2 separate regions of the Mus musculus genome follow, and region 2 is linked to region 1. Evidence: chromatin loops called from intact Hi-C (ENCODE). Cell type or tissue: heart. All regions are shown on one strand. Links, peaks and the distances in the headings refer to the core of each region. The heading gives the core; the rest is flanking DNA.

What was found. Peaks named below come from ENCODE experiments on the same cell type or tissue, not always from the same donor. Only the 100,000 strongest peaks of a DNase experiment are listed, where the experiment ranks them.
Region 2: it touches region 1 in a loop (2.8-fold over the local background); 7 of 42 quality-filtered maps call a loop at or near these places.

The regions. Positions count from the first base shown.
Region 1 is chr5:112,236,217-112,248,368 of GRCm38, forward strand. It overlaps Cryba4 (crystallin, beta A4), which reads right to left. Exons shown (of 6, transcript NM_021351.2): 5 at 11,959-12,101; 6 at 10,276-10,602. The coding sequence ends at 10,455. It overlaps Gm52821 (a long non-coding RNA gene), which reads right to left and starts at 3,437. Exons shown (of 3, transcript XR_003955957.1): 1 at 2,916-3,437; 2 at 2,235-2,417; 3 at 1,958-2,042. RefSeq lists an enhancer at 1-4,304. In heart, for the core only: a CTCF peak has its summit at 4,702 (motif pointing right); a DNase peak (open chromatin) is centred at 4,715; H3K4me3 peaks cover 349 bases; H3K27me3 peaks cover 787 bases.
Region 2 is chr5:112,289,404-112,301,555 of GRCm38, forward strand. All of the region lies in intron 1 of Tpst2 (protein-tyrosine sulfotransferase 2), which reads left to right. Among named protein-coding and RNA genes, the nearest start is that of Tpst2, 19 kb to the left of the region's middle. In heart, for the core only: no CTCF peak of the experiment used is centred there; no DNase peak of the experiment used is centred there; H3K27ac peaks cover 1,117 bases.

The sequences.
Region 1 (12,152 bases), core at 3,562-6,061:
GCCAGGCTGACTGGCCAACAGGCTCCAGGGGTCTGCTCAGCTCTCCTTCCTCAGAGCTTGGAATACAAACGTTGACAAGCACTTCCAGAGTTCTTTAAGTGGGAGCCGGGGATGGAACTCGGGTCACCCTGCTGGCAGTACTAGCTCTTTACCCACTGAGCCATTGCCACAGCCCCTCACTCTGTCCACTCAAAGTATCCTTCTGGCTCCCATGGGCCCTGTGAGAGCCCAAGATTGCCTTTCTGCCTGCACAGCATTGGCTGATCAACTTCAACCCCTGCTTGCTGTATGGCCTGATACCCATGGCTTCTCAGGCACCTTGGGGAGCCTCTGCCTTGCCCCTCCTTGTGCCAGTCTGTGCCAGGTTCCACATTTACCCAGACTGCACCAGGCTAAATGTTCCAGGACAGCCCAGTGGACCAGCCCATAACACAGGCGGCTCTCACAACCCCTAGCAGACCCCAGTCCAGTTACACAGCAGCCCCTTTGGTTGGACATCACAGCCTTTGGCATGTGAGCAAAACCCAGAAGGGCCAAGTGAGGTGCCTGGAACCCGTCTCCTTCTGTGTACAGATGCTGTTGGGGCTGCAGACACTCTGCCTCAGCTCTGTCTTGTTCCCTTCCTCTGCCTTTCAGCCAGCTAGAGTCAAGTCAGGCCAAGCTTGTTCCTGGCTCTGCCTCTGCTCATCATCAAACTAACTAACTCTCTTCTCTCTCTCTCTCTCTCTCTCTCTCTCTCTCTCTCTCTCTCTCTCTCTCTCTCTCTCTCTCTCATTGTGAAGTATAACTCTGAATTTCCTTCCCACTATTGTCCCATGGCTTACATCTCTCCCTCCCTTGCACAGGAAGACCGTACTCGCCCATTCTCAGGAAAATATCATAAAGGACCTTAGACACAAATAGGCCCCCTGTGCCGCAGAGTACTAAGCACTGAGCCTTGCCCACGTGTGTATGCCCGTGTCTTCCATGCACAGTGCTCGTGGTCACTCAGGCCTTTTTTTTTTTTTTTTCCTATTAGCAGGATTTGAACCACACCTGCTCCGTGGAGGAAAGCCTGGGGCACCCAAGACTCACCCACTTCATTTAGTAGGCCCACAGCAAGGCTCTCGGAAGCTGGGATGCTGCTCTCAAGAACAGCAACAGAGCCTCCCGCCCCCCACGCTCCGTTCCTTGTTGAGTCTCTCTGCCCTCCTGCTTTTGTGCGCCTGGAGCTGCATGCAGGCCTCTGTCCCTCTGACCCTGCCCTGTCCTCGTCTCCCCGCTGGCTCACTCAGCCTCTTTGTCCCTTTGTGTCTGGACCACAGAGAAGGGCAGGGCATGCTTGCCGCCTCCAGCCGGCCTCATCATCCGTCTGCAAACAGTCCTGCAGATGCCCTGCACCTGCTCCTGGGCTCCCAGCCGCCCAGCAGGTGCCGCCCAGCCAATCGCAAAGCTACTGCGGCGAGAAAGGCAGAGGCCAGACCTCCAGCTGCTCCCTCCGCCCCCCAGAAGCAGGGACAAAGTCTTTCAGCTTCCCGACGAGGCAGTGTATGCAGCAGATGCTGAGGGGCCAGAGTAGGGGCAGAAGGAACTGCGGTTGGGGGAGGCGAGCCCTGCGGGAGACCCCACAGACACCACACTCAGGGTACACCTTCTCGCCCAGCCCCACCTCCCACCCAGACCCATCACTGGATCTCCGGCATTTCACTGGGTCATCCCCACCCCACCCCCACCCCCACCCCCACCCCACACTGAATCACCAAACATATCTGCTCCTGCTGCCTCTGCCAGGTGCTTCAGCCTGTCCCCTCTGCCAGTTCCAGAAGACTCTGAAGATGCAGGCTGACCTCATCCATCGCTCCCCTGCTGCTCACTCCGGCCTCAGGACTAGCAGCAAGCTTTATGCTGGCCTTCAGAGTCCTCCCCTAGCCTTGGCTGCCTGCTGGCTCAGTGGTCTCCGATCTAGCTCCAGAATTGCCAGCTGGACATGCCTGGTCCAATCTCTTGTTCTCAGGGGATCTGCTCATTTCCAGATAAAGTCAGTCTTCATAGGTTTATGACCCCTGGAAGATAGACCCTCATTTGGGACTGGCTTTAACATGGTATTTTAATTCCATGCGTGCACGTGCCTGCACACATTCACATATACATGCACATACGTCTACACACATTCTCACACACGATGAAGTTGCACACACATGCACACGTACATCTGCAACACACATGTCTACACACATTGCCATACACATGCTAACCTGTGAGACTCCTCAGGGAAGACATTTGCCCCTCTCTCAGCCTGGCAAAGGGTCTGCAAGGAAGGATACCCTCCATATCTGCATGTGGACAAACAGCTGAACAGGAAGCCCTTTTGGACACATTGTACAGATGCCCAAGCCAATCTGCAGGAGAGTGAGGGCTCTGGTCCGCTCCCATGTGACCTGCAATAGGGTAGTTCAGGTCTCCATCTGTCTCCCAAAGGTCTCCTGTAGAAGGCAACTCAGCCCTCAAGTACCCCTTCAAGGATGACAAATGCAGACCCTCTCTGGGGAACATCCAACATGTCTGGATTGGTAATAGTGTCTTCCTCCACATGTGGGTTGTGGGTACCTGACCTCTGCTTGCACAGAGGCAGGGCCACTGTGTTCACAATGCAGACGCCTCAGGAGGCACTAGGGCAGACTGCAGAGAAGGGACATGCACACTCAGGGCCTGCTGAGTTCCATTTCTGGATTGGCACTGCAGTTGTTATAGACACCGTCAGCTGGTATGGTACCAGGGATTGGCACCAGACCCACTTTACAGACAAGGATATTGAGACTGAACAAACAGGTCTGAGCTATGATGCAGCCCCAACATTCTTCATCCAAGACCACCACCATCCTAGTCCCACCCAGAATGCCCAGAAATCCCAGAGAAATCCTCTCAGCCAGCCGTACCCACTCTCTTGTTATCTCACTGTAGTTGTTCTGCACAGCAGGGCATTCAGTATTTATGAGATGCCCTCAGCTTTCTGTGGAGCAGCTGAGCTCTGTCTATGTGCTTGGAGGAGAGAAGCAGACCTCTGCAGTCAGTGACCCAGCAGGAGGGGGCTGGGCTGGGTTCAGGCTCTCATCTGGCATCTGCTGAGCCTGTGAGGACAAGTGGGGCTGGGAACATATGGGTGAGTCTGGAGACCTTTGTTCTCTGGCTTACCCAAGTACCCAAGGCACTTGCAGAGAGCCCAGAAGGGGGCTGGGTGGGCAAAAGAATGTTTGAAATGCTCAGTGGTCCAGGCACAGGGGAGGCCAGCCAGTCTCGCAGGGTGTGGGTGTGCAGGGTATGGGTGTACAGGGTGTGGGTGGGAGGGTATAGGTGTGCAGAATGTTGGTATACAAGGTGTGGGTGTGTACAACATGTGCACACAGAATGGGTGTGCAGAGCCTGGGTGTACAGGGTGTAGGTGTGCAGGGTGTGGGTGTGCAGGGTGTGGGTGTGCAGGGTGTGGGTGTGCAGGGTGTGGGTGTGCAGGGTGTGGGTGTGCAGGATGTGGGTGTGCAGGATGTGGGTGTGCAGGGTGTGGGTGTGCAGGGTGTGGGTGTGCAGGGTGTGGGTGTGCAGGGTGTGGCTGTGCAGGATGTGGGTGTACAGGGTATGAGTATGCACAGCATGGGTGTACAGGATGTGGGTGTGCAGGGGGTGTGCAAGGTGAGGATGTGCATGGTTTGGGTGTGCCCCTTCTGAACCAGTGTTGGGCACTGTCCCACTTCTCGCCCAAAGAGGAGAGTTTAGAAATATGTTGTCGGACCTGGGCATGGAGCAGTAGGAGAATTCTAGTCTAACAGACACTGATCTCTGGATTTGACCTCCAGCACAGCGTGCACACACACACACACACACACACACACACACACACACGGTGCGGGTGAAGAACTGGGGAGACGGCTCAGTTGGCAAAGTGTTTGCTGCACAATCACAAGGGCTATGTTTGATCTCGAGGCATCCACAGCTTGTTCTGTGACACTGGCCCGTAATCCCAGCCCCCAGGAAACAGAGACTGGTTAACTGATCCCTGGGGCCCAGCAGCCACCAGCCTCATCTAACCATGGAGCCCGGGAGAGATCCTGTCACAAAGGAGGTTTCCCTGAGGATGCCACTATAGTGTGCCCCACCTCCCCAGACTTTCTAGGCACAGGCACCCACATGCACACCAATATTATACATGAATGTAATGAAATATTACATATATTACATAAGATAAGGTAGGAACCCCAGGGTCAGTGGCACATGTCTGTAATCCCAGCATTTTGCTGGCTGAGTCAGAGAAATCAGCTCAAGTCCAGCCTAGGCTGCACAGACAAAATAAAACAAGAAAACAAGAAGAGTAAGACTTAGAAAAGGATACATAGTCAGAGATTTAATTGTTCTAGACGCAATCACTCTGCTCTGAACAGTTCCTGGGAGTGGGCTGATCCATGTTTCTGAGCATCCTGGAAGCCAATGAGAAAACGGAACACAGTTCAGAACACAGTTTCGCACAGGTCCACAGTGAGTCAGAAAACACGCAGATGTGGAGACTGCTATGGCTGCTTTGAGAGCAGGAAGAAGCTCAGGCCCCGACCTCACCAGGAAGCGCACTCTCCTTGGCACTAACTCTTCCTTGCCGATTGGCCCACCCCACTCTGCTCCAGCACCCACCCCGCACCCGAGAGCTGCAATCTTCAGCAGCGACTAAATGGATGTGTTTCCACAGTTCACCACGAGGGGGCAGTGCCACGCAGGTCCTGATCCACAGACCGCACAAGAGAGGACCAGGATGCTGGGGAGCTTGGGAGTTGCTAGGCCTCCATAGAGAAGCTGGAGGGTGAGGCGAGGGTGAGATGGGGGACAGTAAGTGAGGGTGGGGTGGAATGAGCCTCAGCCTGTCATTTAGAGAATCACTTGAGCTCAGGGCCAGCCTAGGCTAAACTCAGTCCCTCTTCTCTCCCTCCTTTCTTCCCCCCCACCACCCCTGACCTCTCACGTCCTCCCACTTCTTCCCCAACTCCCCTGTAGGCTTGCAGGTAAAGGCACTTGCTGACAAACCTGAGGGCTTGAGTTTGAACCCTAGAGCCTACGTGGTGGAATGAGAAAAATCAATGCCCAATGTTGACCTTTGACCTCCATTTGACAGATGAGGCACATATTCACACACACTTGTAATAATAACAATGTACTTTTCAGTGTAGTGATAACTTTTTAATAGTCCTTATCTAGCTGACTCAAGGTGCCTGGCATACTCTAGATGGGGGAGAGGTCTTTGGAGAGAGTCAGGAGCCCAGAATCTGTGCAGCATCTTGGCCCTGTCTTCTGTATGGGATTGCACAGTTGGCCTCAGTGTTCCCATAGGAACTAGGAACAAGAAGGCATAGTAATGAAGGATCATGGTCACTGTGAGAGAGAGAGAGTCAAAAATGAAGGCTCAGAGCTTCGCAGCTCTAGGGCAGAAGTAGGAACATCCTCCACCAAGCAGTGTAAGCTGCAGGGCCTATGTTTGGGGTAGGTGCTGGGGAAGTAAAGTCAGGGTTGGAAAATGTCAACAGAAATTTCCTCTTTAAATGTCACAAGAAATCCAAGTCTAGCAATTGGGGGGCGGTGTATATGATGACAGCTGGTTTTGGTTGTCAACTTGACTATATCTAGAGTTAACTAAAGCCCAAAACTGTCTCTCTGGGCACACCAGTGAGGAACGTTTTGCCTCACTGGATCATTTGAACTAGGAAGATCCACTTCTAATCCAGAACTCTGGGGTAGGAAGGCACATCTCCTAATCTGGGCCACACTTCTGTCAGCAGTCTGTATAAAGGGTTTGGAAGAAGGAAGCTCTCTCTCTCTCTCTCTCTCTCTCTCTCTCCCTGCTTTCTCCCAACCTCACGAGCCTGTTCCATCACTGACAAGAGAGCCTCCTTCTTTATGATTCTGGTGTATACTGAAGACCAGCTAAGACATGCAGCTTCACAAACTGAACAACTGCTGGATACTGGGACCTTCCATACATAGGCAGCTATTGTTAGATAGACAGACAGACAGACAGAGAGGGGTTCAGTAAATTTTGTTACCCCAGAGAACCCTGACTAACACACTGTGCAAGGATGCGGCGTCTCCCTCAAGGGGCACAGAACTCTGCTGCTGTTCTGTTCCTCGATGTGCTTGCCTGATGCTGCCTTTTTGTTGGCAATGGCAAGGAAGACTTGGAGCAGAGCCAAGGGTGGGCAGGAAAGGGAGGCACCTCCCACCTGTGGTTTCCCGTCCATTAATCTAGTAATTACAGCCCCGGAAGGAGGGTGGGCAGATTCCCCACCCACAGGGCAAGAAGCAGCAATGCATGACTCCTTCTTGGGGAAGAGAGGCGACAACAGTGCAGGGGGTGGAAAGGAAGGCAGCTTCCCCCTCCCCCTCCTGTTTCTACTGTGAAGCAGTTTCCTCTGAGGTTAGAACTTTCTATCTCTGATGGCGGCTCTCTAAGACTCAGGGTGTTTACGGGAGATTAAAGTAGCAGATGAGCTAAGGGGATGAGACTGCATTCCTTCAGAGGAGCTCCTTAGCTTCAGGAAGTCCCTGAAACTGAGCAGATTCACTAGGCCCCTCCCTAGTGGTAAAGCGAATCACTCTCAGAGGAGCCCAGCTACCTGAAAGAGGCTCATATCAACTGAGACTCCAGGAAAGGTCACTCTCCAACCTGTTGAGCTGTCTGCAGACTGGGCAGCATGCTCCAGGCTCCCAGCTTTGTGAGCTGTCACCTGTGCTAGGGTGGGCTTTGGTGGCACAGCTGTCTTAAGAGTCACTTATGCTCCTGTAAGTAACCCCAGTAAAACTACCTCACGGCTCACCAAGTTTGACTTTAACGGTAACTGAACTTTGACCTGTCACTGAATCCCTATCTGGGGTGTGTGAGCTTTGTTCACTGTTCCTGGGAACAGCGTCAAACATCTTCTCTCTCACATTCAAGCTGTGGTGGTTCCTTCCCTGCCCTCAGGTGCCATTGAAGCCTAGTCTGTATTCTCTACTCCTGGACATTGGCACACATCAACAGTGGGAGGAGCCACACGGAGGAGACCAGCGGGCATTGGCTCACAGCAGCAGTGGGAGGAGCTACACGGAGGAGGCTGGTAGAGGAGGGGAGCACAAAGGCACAGTTGCTTGTCTTGTATTTCCTTTCCCACATATGCATCCTTGGACCTCAACACTGTGCCTTTAGGCAGAAGGGAACCCAAGGGTTGGAGGGGTAGGATGGCTGCTGGAGGTCACCCCATCTAATGAGTACCACCATAGGATCGAGACCCAGGTGTGACTCCCTTCCTGAGTAACCATTAGGACGCTTCGAAGAGCAGAGAAACAGATGTGGTTTTTTGGTTTTTTTTTTTTTTTTTTTTTTTTTTTTTTTTTGCTGTGTGGCCTTGGGCCAGACATTGACCCTCCCTGGCCCAGAAGCCCCTAGTTTGAGGGTGTCCTCCATTCTTAACCCTGTGGTCAGCCCTGTTTGCTAAGCTGTGTTCTCTGTGACAGGCGTTTCCTGCCTTCCAGTTGCTTTGGCCCAAATAGCGACAACACTTGAATTGTCTTTCTTTTATAACCTTGGGAGATTGACCTCCTGGGAAATTTTGAAAAATAATTTTATGCTCTCTGCTTCCCTCCCAAAATTGCCTTGCTGGGTCAACGTTTTTCTTCTTTATCACAACAGCACAGCCTCACATCTGGGACACCACCACCACCCTCTCCCCCCCCCCTTTTTTTTTTCAGTTGTCAGCTTATCTCCTGGCTTTGGCTTGAGCTGGCTCGTAATGGAGGCTCTAGTGACCAACCCCCCACCCTTCCTTCGTTCTGTACGACAATCTTCCTTGGCTTACTCCCAGGAACCTAAGCTACCCAGTTACTCATCTTACTTTCTTAACGTGATCCCATCAGACTTGCCGTTTATAACCCTCAGTTGATCCCCTTGATTATCTCTGTATTATACCCTGAAATCTTGCATCACCCATAGCCGGGTAATTTAACCCATAGCCATGGGCTGGGTAGCCTCCGGCAAATTCCTTGACTTCTCTAAGCCTCACATGCTGTATAGTCCAGGCTAGCCTCAAACTTAAGCAATCCTTTTGCCTCGGTCTCTTGAGTGCTGGGATGACAGGCATGCACCACCAAGATTGGTTTATCAAAATACTCAGGGGGGAGGGGATGTAGCACAAATTTAGCATAGACAAAACAGGACAGAGGCAGGGCTGGTTTCTAGCTCAGTGGTAAGCTATTTGCCTGGCATGCATGGGGACAATCCCTATAAGTCTCTCTCTCTCTCTCTTTCTCTCTCTCTCTCTCTCTCTCTCTCTCACACACACACACACACACACACACACACACACACACACACACACATACACACACACTAAGCAGGATGCTTTATAACTAAATTCCAGCAAACTCCAAGAGGATGGTGGTGCTAAGCCAAGTGGCTTTCAACCTGTGGATCATGGACCCTTTGGGAATTAGAGTTACCATTTCACAAGGGTAATACACAGAAAACACAGATATTTACACTGCGATGTATAACTGTAGCAAAATTACAGTTATGAAGTAGCAACAGAAATAATTTTATGGTTGGAGGTCACCACAACATGAGGAACTGTATGAAGATGTCACAGCATTAGGAAGGTTGAGAACCACTGCTCCTGGCCAGCCAGGGCTATGTAATGACAATCTCAAAAATCACTCAGTGGCAATGAGCTTGTAACACAAGCTTGAGGGCTGTGGGTCTGCCTTCTGCTTCCCACCTCACTGCTGGTGTGTGTGAGCGCTGCTCAGGCAGACAGAAAGGGGAGGCAGGCGCTAGGTTACATTCCATCCTCTTTGCTGTGGTGGTGTTGGGCGTTTGGGACAGACACCTGCTCAGGGGTGGCAGAACACAGCTGCAGCTCAGGTGAGACAGCTGTGGTTCCCATACTCCCAGACACCCAGAGGCCACTGGGAACCTCGAGGGAATCTGAATGGAGGCTTGTGGGCTGCTGACAAGCGCTGAGGGGGTGGTGGTGGAATCTGACTTAGCTCAGGGGTCAGTGTCCAGAGCACAGAGGAGCCTTCTGCAGGAGACTGAGGCAGCACGGCTGTGTATGACAATGGCTTCTCCCCACAGCAGTTCTTTTGAGAGAGACATTCCTTGTTTGTCCAAACTATCTATTCATAGTGGAAAATGGATGCATACCACTCACTCAGGGTGAACCAGAGTTTAAATACCTTTTGCAGGAAGGAATGTCTGGGAAGGGAAACTTATTGGCTAAACCCTCAGGGCCAGCCCATCTAGATACCTCATTAGCATGGAGAACTCCTGTGCTCCCTGACTAGGGGGTCACGATCCTCAAATGGGGTGTCATGGTCACATGCTCCAGGACAGGAACTGGGTTGGGAGTCCAAAACGCCTACTGTTCTCAGATATGAGAATTACCGGGATTTCAGAATCCACTCAACCTTCCAGATTTTGTCTGGAGACACAGTTCCACTTGCCCCACAGAGGACTGAGAGGAACAAATTCTCCAGACCCATGAACACTCAGGCTCGGAGCAGTGGCACAGAGGTATCTGATCTGAGTGAGATGCTGACAGTGTGTGCGAATGACCATGACTAGGCTTCTCCAGAGGACCCAGGTTCTAGTCCTTTAGTGGCTCACAAAGGTCTGTAACTCCAGTCCTGGGGATAGGGCAACCTCTTCTGTCCCTCTGTGGGCACCGCACACAGGTAGTCACAGACCTACCTGCAGGCAAATCACCCATACACAAAAAAGAAAAATCTTTAAAGCATAGATCAGTGAACTAGACAATGAGGGATCGACAGCTAGAAGAGGGCTTGCTGTTTTAGCATGTTTTAGATTTCTCACACCTAGCCCTGCTCATAATGTCATGTAACCCAGCTCCAAAGGATTGCAAACTCTTTTCTGCACCTACGGAATTCACAAGCACAGATGTGCACATGCACACCACACACACACACACACACACACAGAGCAGAGACAGAGTTAAAAAAAAAAACAGGCTGGAGAGATGGCTCAGCAATTAAGAGCACGGACTGCTCTTCCAGAGGTCCTGAGTTCAAATTCCAGCAACCACATGGTGGCTCACAACCATCTGTAATGGGATCCAGTGCCCTCTTCTGGTGTGTCTGAAGACAGCTACAGTGTACTCATATACATAAATTAATTTTTTAAAAAAAACTAAAAAAGCAGACAAATGACGGAGAAATTTTACAGAGCTACAAATTAGTTAGTCGGGAAAGCAGGTAAAATTGAGGGGACACAGTTGATACTGAGTCTTTTGTTTTTCATTTTATTTCTTTGAGCTCCATGAGCTGGCGGGGCATGGGCTGGCTGACAGGGATGTGGGGTTCCCAGAGGACACAAGGGTAGCCAGAACCAAGAGCAGCCACATCCTCCGGCCAGTCACCCAGTCGTTTCGCAGGCACCCCAGGTCGCCAGTGCGTGCTCACTGCTGGATTCTGCGCACACTCTGCACCTGGAAGGTGTGAGCATGGGAGCCCCACTCTCTGAAGTGCTTGTAGTCACCTGAGTGGTGATCGCTCTCCAGGATGTACTGAAAACCTCGGTAGCCAGGAAACTGGGAACAAACCCACCTAGAAAATAGAAGAGACAGAGGCTCCAGGACCCAGAACTAAGACAGCAAAAAGCAGCAAAAAGCCCAACCAGCGCTCGTGAGCTTCATGGCCCTGGTACTCCACACGCACGTATGGAAGCTCCACACCCACACCCACACCCAAGGCTGTTCTTTAGGGCCACAGTGTACAGTCTCAAGACTATCCACCTGTCTCCTTCAGGCCTCGGTTGTCCCTTTGTAACACTGACAAAATTGGATAATTTTAAGATTACTTTATGAGCTGTCTGCCTTCCCTAAAGTAAGTCCTGGTCTAGGATGCCTGAAGCTGATCCCTCCGTCTCCCAGGCACCTAGCTGACACTGTGCAAGCATCAAGACAGAATGAGGGGATGGACAGGATGTCTTCTTTGTCCAAGCCCCCGCTCTCCCTCACAGTTGTTTCAAGACACAGACCTCTGCACTATTCACAATGACAGGCATTCCTGACCAGTGCTCTCCATCCCGACCTCTCTGGAACAGGATAGCGATTAAAGAACACTGTCAGGCATACTGAGACAGATCCTGAACTTGGTTACTCATGCTCTAAGCAAAAGCGCCACTTCCCACCTTTTATCCTTGCCTGCAGGAGCCTAACGCCCTGCAGATCAGGCTCACAGACCAGATCTCCCTCCCAGTTCCAGTCAAGGCGGGAGGGGCGGGGGGGGGGGGGAACTGGACTTGGGGACCCGGTTGAGGGAGGTATCTCAAAAATCCAAGATCCAACCAATCATAGCATCCCATTTCCTTTGGACCTAGTGATTGGTTCAGAGAGGAGCACATGACCCAAACTCTTTTCCTGGAAACTTAGATGGAGTCGGGGTTCCTCTCTCTCCCTGGAGACAGAATGTAAAGCGAAAGTCTCCATGTTTGCATTGGGGGAGAACTTAATAGTTCAATGATGTAATAGACTCAGAGCCTGATAGTGGTGGCGAACACCTTTAGCCCAACACTCGAGAGGCAGAGGCAGGCTGATCTCTGAATTTGAGGACAGCCTGGTCTACAGAGCGAGTTCTGGGATAGCCAGGGCTACACAGAGAAACCTATCTTGAAATAAACAAAAACAAACAAAAACCAACCAAAGAGTAAGAATACTGCCAGATGGGGTAAGAAGGAGAGAAAGGCGGATCCCACTGTGCCCGTGAAGCTGATCACGGGACCCACATATGTCTGTCGTCCTTAAGCCAGCTTACCACAGGTGTCCCCCCATCACGTGCAATCCCCTAAATTCTGTCTGGTGCCCCGCGAGTCTCCATTCTCCAGCATGTTGGGAGCAAGTCTCTCTACAGATCGTGTCCCAGCCCCTCCCACATCGCTGTGTCTTGCCAGGGTCCACTTACGCCCCAGATTGAACATGGAAGGAGCCCACTTCAGTGCCGTCCCAGCCCATGGCCTGCAGAGAGGGATAGTCATCGTTCAGCTCGCCTTTCCTGCCCAGGAAGTTCTCCTGCTCGAAGATGGTCAGCCTTGAGTCGCGGTGGTTCTACAGACAACAGAGACCTGGGTCAGACTGCCAGGTGCCAGACTGACACAC
Region 2 (12,152 bases), core at 4,447-6,946, 54 kb after region 1:
GGCCAAGCAACGGGAGGGGACTGAGCCAAGTGAGTAGAGACAGGAGTTATGGTGGAGGAGCACAGGCCAAATTTTGATCCCAGGCGTCTTCCTGAGCCACCCTCTCTACCTTATTTGCTGCAGTAAGCCAGGAGTGGCAGCCAGAGAGCTCGGGGACCCTCTGTATTCTCTCTCAACCCCAGGGTGACAGAGGCAAGCCACCATGCCCAGCTTTTTACATGGGTGCTAGAATCTGAACTCAGGTCCTCGTGCTTGGGCACTAAACAGTCCTGCCGAGTGTCTGCCCTTCTCACTGTCTCTCTCGTTTTTTTTTTTTGGGGGGGGGGTGGGCGGGCTGACTGCTTCTCATATGGTAACCCTGGCTACTCCTGGGAAACCAGATGAGCAGACAGGGCAGAGTTGGAGGCCAGCAAGGGGTCCTGAAGTGGGCGGCTTGGTGACCCCTGTCAGACATAGGTAGAACCCTAGGTTCGGGCAGGTTCCATATCCTGACAGAGCCTGCGGAGAGGGGGCAGCTCATCAGAGGACACTCATGTCCCAGGCATTGGAGGTTCGGGTCACCAGGGAAGACCTGTGAGCGTGTCCCTTCAGCCTGGGGTAGCTGCGAGGATAGGCAGGCAGCTTGCCCACAGCTGTTGGCCCTCAGCAGTTTTATGGAGTGTGAGTCCGGAGTCAGTGCCAGGCTTTGGTTTGGGTGACATGATTGGGAGCCTTGGCGTATGTAGCCTCTGTCCCTGGCACAGAGTGCAGGTGAGAGAGAACAAGAGCCTGTGTGTCCCTCCATGACAGCCAGGAAATGTCTGCCAGTGAGCCCAGGGGTACCGAGACTCAGCCCCTGTGACCCCCAGGCACTGAGGGTACCTTGCATTTCTGATTTTCTTGGGTTGGTTTTCTGTTCTGTAAAGCCCACTGTCGTGGTCTGGTCTAATCATGTGACTGTCTGGTTTCTTCCTCTTGGCCGACTGGACCGTGTTTATTGATTTGTGTTTGTTTGTTACTCATTTGGCGACAGGTACCCAGGTTGTTCCTGGCAGAGCCTGCTGGGAGCACTCAGTGAGTGCACCTTGGGGGACACTCAGTACATGCACGTTGGGGGACATTCAGTGCGTGCACCTTACGGGGACTGGCTTGATACAGTTCTGACGGATGCACACTTTACCAGGGACAACTCTGGGTGGCAGAGATGGTCACATCAGTATGCGGGTCTGCAATCTTGCAGATTTCCCTCAGGCCGCTGGCCTACAGCTGGTTTATGGGGTGTGACTTTAGGGTCGGTGCCAGGCCCATGGGCGGCATGGCCAGATGGGCAGGCATCATTCACCAGCATTCGTGTGGAGCCAGAGAGCGCTGTTTGTGCCTATCCACACTTGCTGTTGGCGTTATTATTGTCTTCAGGCACAGAGATCCCATGGTACCCTTAGCCCATTTCCCTGATGGGAAATACTGAATCCAGGGTCTCTTGCTCAGGTGCCAGTTTCGACAACCTTTGTCTCTTTAACCCATTTGTCTGCCATGTTACCTCTGCCCGGCCCGTTTCTCTGAGCTCTCCGTATATCCTGGACACACATCGCTTGTGTGATGTGTCACAGATCTCTGTCTCCTACCGGGCATCCTCTGATCAGTAAGAGGTCTTAATTTTGAGCTTTTGAGTCATTGATGTGCCAGTCCTAGAGGGGCAAGGTGGTAATTCCGGATGCTCCAGAGACTGAGGCAGGAGGGTCACAAGGCCTGAGGGGTGCAGCATTCAGGAGGCCACGGAGGAGGCGGAGTTGCAGGCCAGCAGCCAGGGCTACAGTCACCTCATCTTAGTGAAAGGTAGAAAGAAACGGAGAACCAGCTCAGTAGTGACAGTTGGTTGGCAGTGACTGTGTTTTGTGCACCTTGGGTTAAATTTATGTCTTTAATGTCCCAGAGAACATTTAGTTTAGTGTGTGGCTTACGTGTTTCTGCAAGGTGCTATTGGGAGTTACAGAGAGATGGTGGAGTGCTCTGGAAAGGTGCAGGCAGCATGGCTGGGTGGGGTTGGACACCCCCACCTCCCCTCTCACCCCTCCCCCTCTCCTCTCCCCTCTACTCCATGGCCTAGCAGTGCTTTCCAAGGTTCATCTGTTGTGTGACCTTCCAGGTGGCTTTCGTCCCCTGGGTAGAAAGCTTGGCACGCCTTCACCCCAATGTATGTACTTTTCAGGAGCGTTCAGATCCTCCGTGGTGCAGGGTGTTCTGGGGCGGCCTCATGGAGCCCCGTGGGGTGTGTGTGTGGAGTGTTGTCTGTCCTCCTCTCTGACCTCTGTGAACAGAGAGGTGCAGCTACTTGCCCAAGGCCACACAGCTTCATGGGCAGAACTCTGAGCTGGATGCGGGCTTTATGGGTTGAAGCCCCGCCCCATCCCTGAAATTTCTCTGTATTCATCAGGCAGTGTACCACTGAGAGCCTCAGTTTCCCCATCTGTTGATCTGGGGTATAGCAGTGCTCACTTGATGTTGTACAGCTGTTTTATGTAGGTGTTGCCATACTGGCTCAAAGGACCTCATGTTTATTGACTGACTCTGAGTGTTCATCCTCCACAAAAGGAAACTGGGGCTGTACCATGCTGGGGTCCCAGGGGTGCCACCTGTTTCTTCCCCTCCCCATCCTGTGTCACCCACACACCATCCTGTGTCAATTGTGAAGCACGGTGGGCAGACTTGCTCTGTGCCCAGCCGGTTCTCAGTCCCGCATGACTGGGCATGAACAGACACTGGGCAGCCTGTCTGCTGGCACCCAGATGCCCAGCCCAGAGGCCGTCTCCTCCCTCAGAAATGCTCTATCATTTGCTGAGTTTCCGTGATTTCATGTTCTTAGAAACTCTGAAAGCTTGAGTGACCACGGGCCTGTAGGCCGCGTAGGGGACCTTCTGGGGCTAGACCCAGAGGACATAGGTAGCAGGGGACTTGGAGGTAACTGGCTCCCGGCAGCTGCTCATCCAGACACCTCCTTCAGCCTAAATCGCCATATCTGGCAAATGGGGGGACTCGCCAGTTTGGTGAAGATGTCAGAGCCAGGCAGTCCAAGGTTGGTGCTGACAGAGTGGGGCTGTGGTGGGAGGGCCGGGCGCCTTCATCATCTGGGCAGAAGGGAGCGAGCCAGCTGCGGCCTCGTGTCATTCTGGGTCCCTCTGGGTCCCTCTCAGCAGGGCTTCTGGTGTGCAGATGTGTGGGACTGGTGAGGCACAGACCCAAGTCCTCGAAGTGGGAATCACATGAGACTCCCGGCCTATGCTTCTTTCGTCTAGCAACTCCCTGGGGCATTTGCCACACGGGGCACAAGAACAAAGTCCTTTAAATGGGTGGGTTGTACATCAAAGACAGAAGGAGCCTAAATGTCCTCCAGGATGGCCTTGGCTGAGTAAGTGGTGTGTCCCTCCCTGCAAGGGTACGGGAACACGTGGAAGCACCATGGCTCTGTGTGTCCTGCCTGCTCCGAGTGGAGCGCTTCTCACAGGCAGTTTACCAGAGTGGCTCTGAGCTGGAGTGGGGCCTGGCTTGCAACAGGCATCCCAGTGGTGTGTATCTGACTGTGGGGTTGACAAGCAGCGTAGCCAACCTTGCTTTTTCTGTTGCCTATAAACAACTTGAAGCACAGAACTCTTTAGACATGGTGCGGTTCTAAGTGATTTCTCGAGGTTGGGGCTCATTGGTGGAGGATGTTGGAGAGCTCTTTGACCTCCTCCAATCCTGTCCCCTTGTTGTGACAGCTAGAGCTATCCTCAAGAGGTCACACCTCTTAGGGTGTGAGGACAGTGAGCGTCCAGAGGCACAGGTGTGTGGTGGCTGGACAGGAGAGCGGTCCACCAGCCTCCACGGGTCGAAGCATTGAAGATCCATTTGTGTAGACTAGAGCTCAGAGAGGGAGAACAATTCCCCCCAAGGGTGTTCAGCCCACCCCTGCAGGCTCCTGGGCCTCCTGGGCCTGCCCTTGAGGCCCCGTGGACTGTCTCCAGCCTCCTCTGTTTTACTGTTTGGTGTTCTCCAGCCCGACTGGCACCCAGGAACAGGGCAAGCTGTATGTGCCAAGGTGTTGCCTGTGGGAGATAGGCTGTCCTTTTTACTCAACGGTCCTGGAGGGCCCAAGGGATGGGGGGCCTGAGAAGGACCTTGGCAGACAGATGCCCTGTGTTCCTTCACTCCCTAGTACTCGAGTCTAAGTTTGCTCCTTGTGTCTGCTGGGTTGGCATTGTGTATCCTGAGAGTATTCCCTGAAGTGTTGTAGGGTTTGACCATTAGTTATTTTCAATTCCACTCACTGCACAGCCTTAACTCTGAAGTTTCAGCTGCTCCAAAATTGGGAACTTTGTTACAGAGTTTTGTTGGTACTCAATAGCTTTTAGATATTGTGGAGTGTGATAACAGACACCTGCCAACCCTAACACTCAGAAGGCTGGGGCTGAGTCTCTAACAAGGCCAGCTTGGGTTACTTAGACGATCTTGTCCCAAAATAAACAACCAGAAGGTTTCAAAGTTCTGGACTTTGACATTAGGAATGTTTGACCCACATGAATAATAGTAGTGATAACATAGTGAGGAGGGCAGTGATAACATCCAGAGTACCTACTGTGTGCCCAACATGGAGGGTGGGAGGATAGTGATAGCATCCAGAGTACCTACTGTGTGCCCAGCAAGGATGGTAGGAAGACAGTGCTAACATCCAGAGTACCTACTATGTGCCTGGCGTGGATGGTAGGAGAACAGCAATAGCATCCAGAGTACCTACTGTGTGTCCAGCATGGATAGTGGGGCTGCACTTGGCTGGCACCATGACCCTGCTGCTCTTCTGAGCACGCACTGAGCATCCCCTCCAGCCACTCCTTGAGTATTTCAGGATCCAAGGGTCATAAAGCCAGGAAGCAAATCTAGAAGTGACAGGTTTGACTTTCCCACCCGTCCATCTGTTTATGTAAATGATACGGAGTCTCAGGTGACACAGACTGGACCCCAGTTCACTGTGTAGCTGAGGGTAATGCCAGACTAAGGCACCTCCTGCTTCCATCTCCTGAGATGAGCCACAGTTCATACGTGTGCAGTGTCCTGATGCCTGCTCGGCGAACACTCTACCATCCGCAGCACATCCCCCAGCCCCAGTGTCCTTTAGGAGAGTGGGAATGTTAGGAGAGCAGACACAGGCCCTGTGTAGAGCAAGCTTCCTGCAGAACTCCATGTTCTTCAGCAGCAGCAGCAGCAGCAGGTCTTGGGTGATGAGGGCTCCCATCCCACGCACCGTCCATGTTCATTTAACTCATCCCTAGTTGAATGTGATGGCAGGTTGATGGTCCTGCCATGTGTTAGTCATCAGATCAAGCCTCTATGGCCAACTAGCCTTAGAGTGCAGATGGGGAGACTGAGGCTGCTTCTACTAACTGCCCTCCCCTTCCCCAGCTGGACCTTGGCAGAGCTACATGTGATCTCAGCCTGTCCAGAGGCTTTCCCTGTACCCTGAACCCCCAGGCCTCACAACCCCGCCCCCTCATTCCTGTAATTACCATGTGGCCTTGTGGGAAAGGAGCAAGCTGAGAATGCTGGCCAACACAGACAGACAAGCCCTACGGGCAAGCAAGGGTGGGCATGCTGATGGGCGCAGCCCCTCCTGAGAGGAGTGCCCACCTCAGGGAGAAGCCTAGCCCAGTTTCCTGGCAGACGCAGACACCCTGACCTGGGTGCTCCCAAGTCAGAGGGTGACCTGAATCCGCTCCTGGTGTGCTGGGGGTCTCTCGTAGGGTTAAGAGTACTGTCCCTCGGGTGTTCAGGGTACAAGCCTACAGCCACCGCACCCCCGCTTCCAATGAAGTGGTTCTGTTATCTGGAGGGGACAATAAGTCTCATGCAATCTCACCCACTCAGCTCTGAGTCACAGAAAGGAAGGAGACAGGGACCTGCCTGACCCTCCCTGGGGTACCGAGTGACTCAGGCTCCAGCAAGTGAGAGGTGTGCTATCTTCCTTCACTGCCCAGCTTTTGGCTGGAGGACTTGACTGACAGTGAGGCCTGCCCCGCTGCGCCTTTCAAATGCAGATCATAGACTGGGGTGGGCTCAGCGATGAGCATCTTCTCGGCAGGCATGGGCTGGTTCAGCCCCTCCTCTGCAGAAACAGGCAAATGTTAGAGGTACCAGTTCAGGTACCAGGTTACAGGAGGTGTGGGCTGTGGAGCTTGGGGATGGAACTCAGCCTCCCTTTGGAAGTCTCATGGGGAAACTGAGTTCCTGAGTAGAGAGGGGCCTGCAAGATGTTGTTCTGACTAAAGGCCACAGACTCAGAACTTTCACCAGTGGCTGGACTGAGGCCGCTGTCCTCGGGACACCTCAGGGCAAGCCTGTGTGTTCCCGAGGGTGGTGTTCTCCCCTGTGTCCCCAGACACCCTGGGGTGAGGTTGGAGGCGGCAGTCTCTGAGCCTGGCCAGGGTCAGGCCGCGGTTTAGTCCTGACTCTGGTATTTAACCTCTCCGAGCCTCCTGGCCCTCATCTGCGATTGGGTATCAAACACCATTCTCACAGAGCTTGAGGGAACTTACTGTGTGAACCAGGCTGCCTGGAGCTCAGATCGGCCTGCCTCTGTCTCCCGAATGCTGGAGTTAAAGCGCTTAAACCTTCAGTAGCAGCCCATGAGTGTCTTAAACTGGGTTGTACCAAAACCGATGCTGTGCCCGTGAAACCATCTTGCACATGTGTGTCCCACAAACATGGTGAGCCACGTGCCCTGTGCATGGTGGTCGCCAGTGGTGGTGACTCAGATCTCTTGCCTCAGTATCCTCCACTCAGCCCTATGTGTGAGAGCCGCTGCACCCATTTCACATGGGGGTAGAAACTGAGGCCCAGAGAGGCCAAGTGCCCTCCCATTGCAACTCATCCCCATCCCTGCCTGGGACTGTCATTCTGTGTTCTGCCTCTGTCTCCCTTCTTTGTTGATGGTAGGCTAACATATGGCTCTCTGCCCTCCCCCTACCCCCACCACCACCACACACACCCCAGGCTGCTCATGTAGAGCCTGTGGTCAAATTCAACCCTGAGGTTGTTTCATTCTTGAAGGTGCCAGCCAGGGTGCCAGTGAATAGAGGAGACGAAGAGGGTTATCTTCCAATGCAGAATCCTCCTGCCTCAGCTGGGATCAGGGGTGCAAACCTATACCCAGCACTAGCAAGGGCTTCTCAGCTAGGAGCCCCAAGTGCATTCAGTTAGACAGAAAAGAACTCCATCTTATCTAACTGCTCCATGTGTCAGAGTTGGTGGCACATGTTTGACAGGAGCTGTGTGTGTGCCGCCCCCCAACCCCCCACCCCCGCCCCCCCTGTGTGTCTTCCTGGCACATTGCCATGACCTTAGACCTGCTCACCTGGCTGGTGCATCCTCTTCCCACTTGGTCCTTATAAGTTGGATACACAGTTGCTCCCTGCACCTCCTTAAAGCTTCTGTTACATTACATTTATACCACTCTGTAACAGGTGTCTGCAGTTTGCAGAGGGGGTGTGGGTTGGTGTCCTATGGATTGGACAGTTTTAGTGCCAGGCTGCTCCACCCCTGCCTGGGGGCCAGCCTCTGATCTCTTCTCCTTACAGAGGCTGCCTGGCATAGGGCCATCCAGGAGGCCCGTGTACTGCTGGCTGCTGCTTTGCTGTGGGGCTCGCCTGTCCTTATATCAGTTGTTGCTTCTCGGCTGCTCTGTGTGTAGTATCCTCTCCTGGGTGACCCATATACCCATCTTGCCCCTGTCTGCCTGGGCTGCTGCTCTGCTGTCTGGACATCACCTGTGGGCAGGCTCCCTGTCTGTGCTCCAGTATAATACTCACAGTGGCCGTCAGAGCAGCTGCCATCTTCAGATGCACTCCCCAAATGTGACCTGCTGGCTCAGAGTCCCATCACTAGTACAAGCCAGTCACAGAAAACTGTCTGCCTGACTTGGGACACAAAGCACCACCATTGTAAGACCTGATGTCATGTCCCCCATGGCCAACCCACAGGAAGCACACACTGAATGCAGGGTGTGTGACCTAAGTGGCATTTCAAAGAGAGTGGGCTGGGAGGCAGCACTTGCTGAAAGTCAAACCCTGGGTCTCGCTGTGTCTTCTGAGTCAGCCATATGTGCTTGGGTTCACACAGGATGTGTTGTGACAAGCACAGAAGAGCCTCATGCTGACCACGTGGTATATGGCAGAAATGTAAAATTTTTTCTTTCCTTTTTTAGGCAGGGTTTTATGTCATCCAGGCTGGAGTTAGAATTACTGTGCAGCACAGGCTGACCTCCAATTTTTGATTCTCAACCCTGGGAGTGCTGGTATCTCAGGCTTGTACCACCACACCTCATACTTGACCCTCTGGATGGACTCAGGCAGAGGCTGCCTGCCATGATTCCGCACACTTTACTGTTGACTTCAGTAAGCCATGGCTAAATGACCCAGGTACTGTGGCACATACCAGTCATCCCATACTTGGAAACAGGCAGTTTTAGGTTCTAGGCCAGCCTAGGTTACTGAGTGAGACTCCCATCCCAGCTCCCTCTACCCGAAGACAGTGAATGTTTCATAGCGATGGTGATGGTGGTTTTAGTGCAGTTCCCTGCACAGTGTGTGTGCACACGTTTGTATACGTGGCCATGGTCAGCTTGTACACCCTTACCACCACAGGCACAGGAGGGATGTGAGGAGCTGTCACCATGGCTACTGGTGGGCAGGCTGCCCCCTGTGACCACCACTGCATTTGTGCCGCTGTTGGAGGGCAGGGCCCAGGGATGCTCATTGATGTTTGAGTTCACTTTCCAGAGATGAAACAGGATATGTCAGGAGTCACATATAATCACACGTCGTAATGTCAGCGCTTGGGAAGCTGAGGCAGGAGGATTGCTATAATCCTCCGGCCTTAGAGGCCAGGCTAGGTTGCAGAGAGAAATCTTGTGAGTGCTTGCTCTGTCAGCACGTTCTAAAGCTGGATGGAGGTTAGCACAAGGGTGACTTCGAGGAAGCTGTTCTGAGCAGTGTGCTCCAGAGAGGAAGTGTGTGCGCGCGCACAGGAGACTGTGTGTTTGTGTGTGTGTGTGTGTGAGAGAGAGAGAGAGAGAGAGAGAGAGAGACAGACAGACAGACAGACAGACAGACAGACAGAGACAGAGTGTGTGTGTGTGCTGAGTGTGTGTCATACACACATGCAGGTGAGTGTGTGTGCACCCGTGACATGCCAGAGTATATTCTTGAGCACGTGTGTGTATGTGTGTTCCACATTGCTTGCAGTCAGCAGAGATGGGTCACAGCCAGGTGTACAGACTCCACACCAGTGCTCTGCCTCCACCCCCAGTTTCCTGCTGAGTGGGGACAGGATCCTGTGTAGGAGGCTATGTGGTTGCAGGAAGCTGGGCTCCTGCAAGGTCATCCTGGCTCTTTCCTGTTTGTGCTGCCCTGGACAGAGGCCTTGGGGCCTCTTAGCACAGAGGCCCAGAGTGAGACATTGCCACAGGTCCAGGCTGAGCCAATAGGAGCTAAGCTGGGCACTGGGCAGACTGTCCCTGGCAGTTTTCGTTGAGCAGTGCAAAGGATTTAAGAGCCACTAGCTTCAGACCTACCTGGGACCTGCCAGTGCCTTAGTAATAAGTGGTACTGGTTCTGTCTGTGAGGCCCAAGTTAGATCCAAAATGTATGTAAAGTTATATACCATCAGACAAAGCGGTACACACCCAAGATCCCTGTGAGGGGGAATCTGGAGCACAAGGCCACCACAAGTCCCCATCTCAAAGACAACAGAGTAAACCCAGCCAACTAACCTCCAAGTGCACGTGGGTCTCTTAGACCTTGCTGGGTTATCAACAGGAGGCAGTGCTCCATGTGTGTCTGTGAGTTTTATGAAGGATCAAACATCATGTCCTGGAATTCTGCATTTTTTCTCTTTCTGGCCAAAGCAGGCCACCCAAGTCCTCCTATTGGGCTTTCTGAGAACCAGACACACTTTGGTCTTGCCCTGTGGATTTGCCCCATGTTGCACTGTCCCATTGGTGTTTAGTCATGAGTGCCTGCCCGCACAACAAGCCATAAGCCCTGGCCAGCTTGCCACATGGCGCTGTGAAATATCCAAGGGAAACACAGTACCTTTGGCCACATGTGGCACCTATGTTAAGTTTTGTGCCGAGGCAGGGATGTTGGTTTCTCAGAGCACTCCTGACCTTTAGAGGCCTTCAGTGAAGCAACTTGTAAACTTTTGAGGCTACACCCAGAAGCTGGGGGTGGGGTGTGAAGGTCAGGAAGCCATTGTGATTCCCAAGTCCCTGAGGTCTTGATGCACAGGGTGCTGTGGCTGGCTGTGGTCCTAATTTAAATGTTGACATGTATTGAGTGAAGACTGCATGCCAGCCTTGTCAGAAGCCACGTGGTCCATGGGACCTGCTTCATCCCACACACCTGTGTTCATCACATAGCTGGCCCAGACCAACCCAGGACTCCTAGCCTTGGAGTGGGGAGACCCTGAGGGGATAAGGCTTGCTGTCCCCCACTCCCAGTGTGGGCCTCAGAGGGCCTGGGCCTCTGAAGGGCAGGAAGGGATGCCATTGGGGTCCTACCTCCTTCACTCTAGGTAAAAATTCCAGATGAAGTCGGGGCAAGACTCTGGGCTCTGAAGAGAGGGCTAGAGGGTTTCCTCCTGGACTCCAGTTGTGTGACATTGTATGCTTCACCCCTGTAGGTCGTTGGTTCATAAAGGAGAGTCAAACAAAGACAAAAGATGACAGTAGAGGGGGACAATGACTGTGATGCCCTTAGTGCCACCTGCCCTCCCCGATGCTGTCCTGTCTGTCCTCCCCTATGCTTCCCTGCATGTCCTCCCCTATGCCTCCCTGCATGTCCTCCCCATGCCTCCCTGTCTATCCTCCCCCATGCCTCCCTGTCTGTCCTCCCCCATGCCACCCTGTCTGTTCTCCCCATGCCACCCTTCCTGTCCTCCCCATGCCTTCCTGCATGTCTTCCCCCATGCCACCCTGCATGTCCTCCCCTATGCCTCCCTGCATGTCTTCCCCCATGCCTCCCTGCATGTCCTCCCCCGTGCCTTCCTGCCTGCACCCCTCCCCATGTCTCCCTGCATGTTCCCCAAGTTTAGCAGCAGCCAAGACCTAAACTGTTTTCCATCCTATCACTTCTCGGCAGCTCCCTAGTGCAGCGAGTTGGTGGTCTCTGATACCTAGGGTCGCCTTCCCCAGTCATTCATGGGAGAGTAGGGTTGTGCAGGGTGCAACAGCGTTGCTGCCTGGCAGAGGGAAGTTGGGAGCTGTTTCCCTGGGGGCAGGATCACACAAAGGTCTGGGTTTGTGCACAGGGCCCCTGGATCCCCATCCAGGACCACTTTACAGGTGTAGCCTCAGCTACTGCCGCCTCCCTCTGCTCACAGCTCCTTGTTTTCTTGGGAGCCTCTTGATCTCTTGAGCGTAGGGAAACACCAGCTTAGAAAGTACAGAGCGATGGATTTGAGCCAAAATGTCACTTGCTTCTGTTCACTGTGGGTGTCTGTTCCTCCTCAAACTGGCTGTTTCTCTCTGTCCTTGGCTCCAGCACTGTGTCTCTTATGTAGCCCAGGCTGGCCTTGAGCTCTCTGTGTAGCTGAGGATAACCTGGTGCTCCTCCTTTGTCTTCTGCTCTCATCCAAGCCTACTAGTGTGAGTGGTTCAGGCACACAGTAGGTGCAGGCGCACAGTAGGTGCTCAATAAGTGGTTCCATCAGATCCCTCTGCCTTTGCTGCCCTCTTCCCTTCTCATGGCTCCTGAGCAGCCAGGGATTGAGCTGAGAGCTGGCATGAGGCCCCCAGCCCCTCATGGTTCATTTTGAGAGCTGTATGACACCAGGGCGGGGCACGGGGACAGCAGTACTGAAGGACAAAGCTGACTTTTCTGTTTCCTTAGCTGTGTGGTCTCGGCTCATTACGTCACTTGCAGAGCCACAACCTCTTCCACTAAATGGGACAAACACACTTCATGGCACCTGCCGGGCAACACTTGCTCCGGGCAGATATCCCTGCACAGATTCACTGACAGTCTCTCCTCAGGCTCCAGGAGTCCCCATGGCCTTTTGAAGTTGAGTGTGATGAAGCCCAGAGGTGCCGGCAGCCCTGTTTCTCAGAGGATTTCAGGGAGATTAGGCAATGTCAGGCCACACAGCTG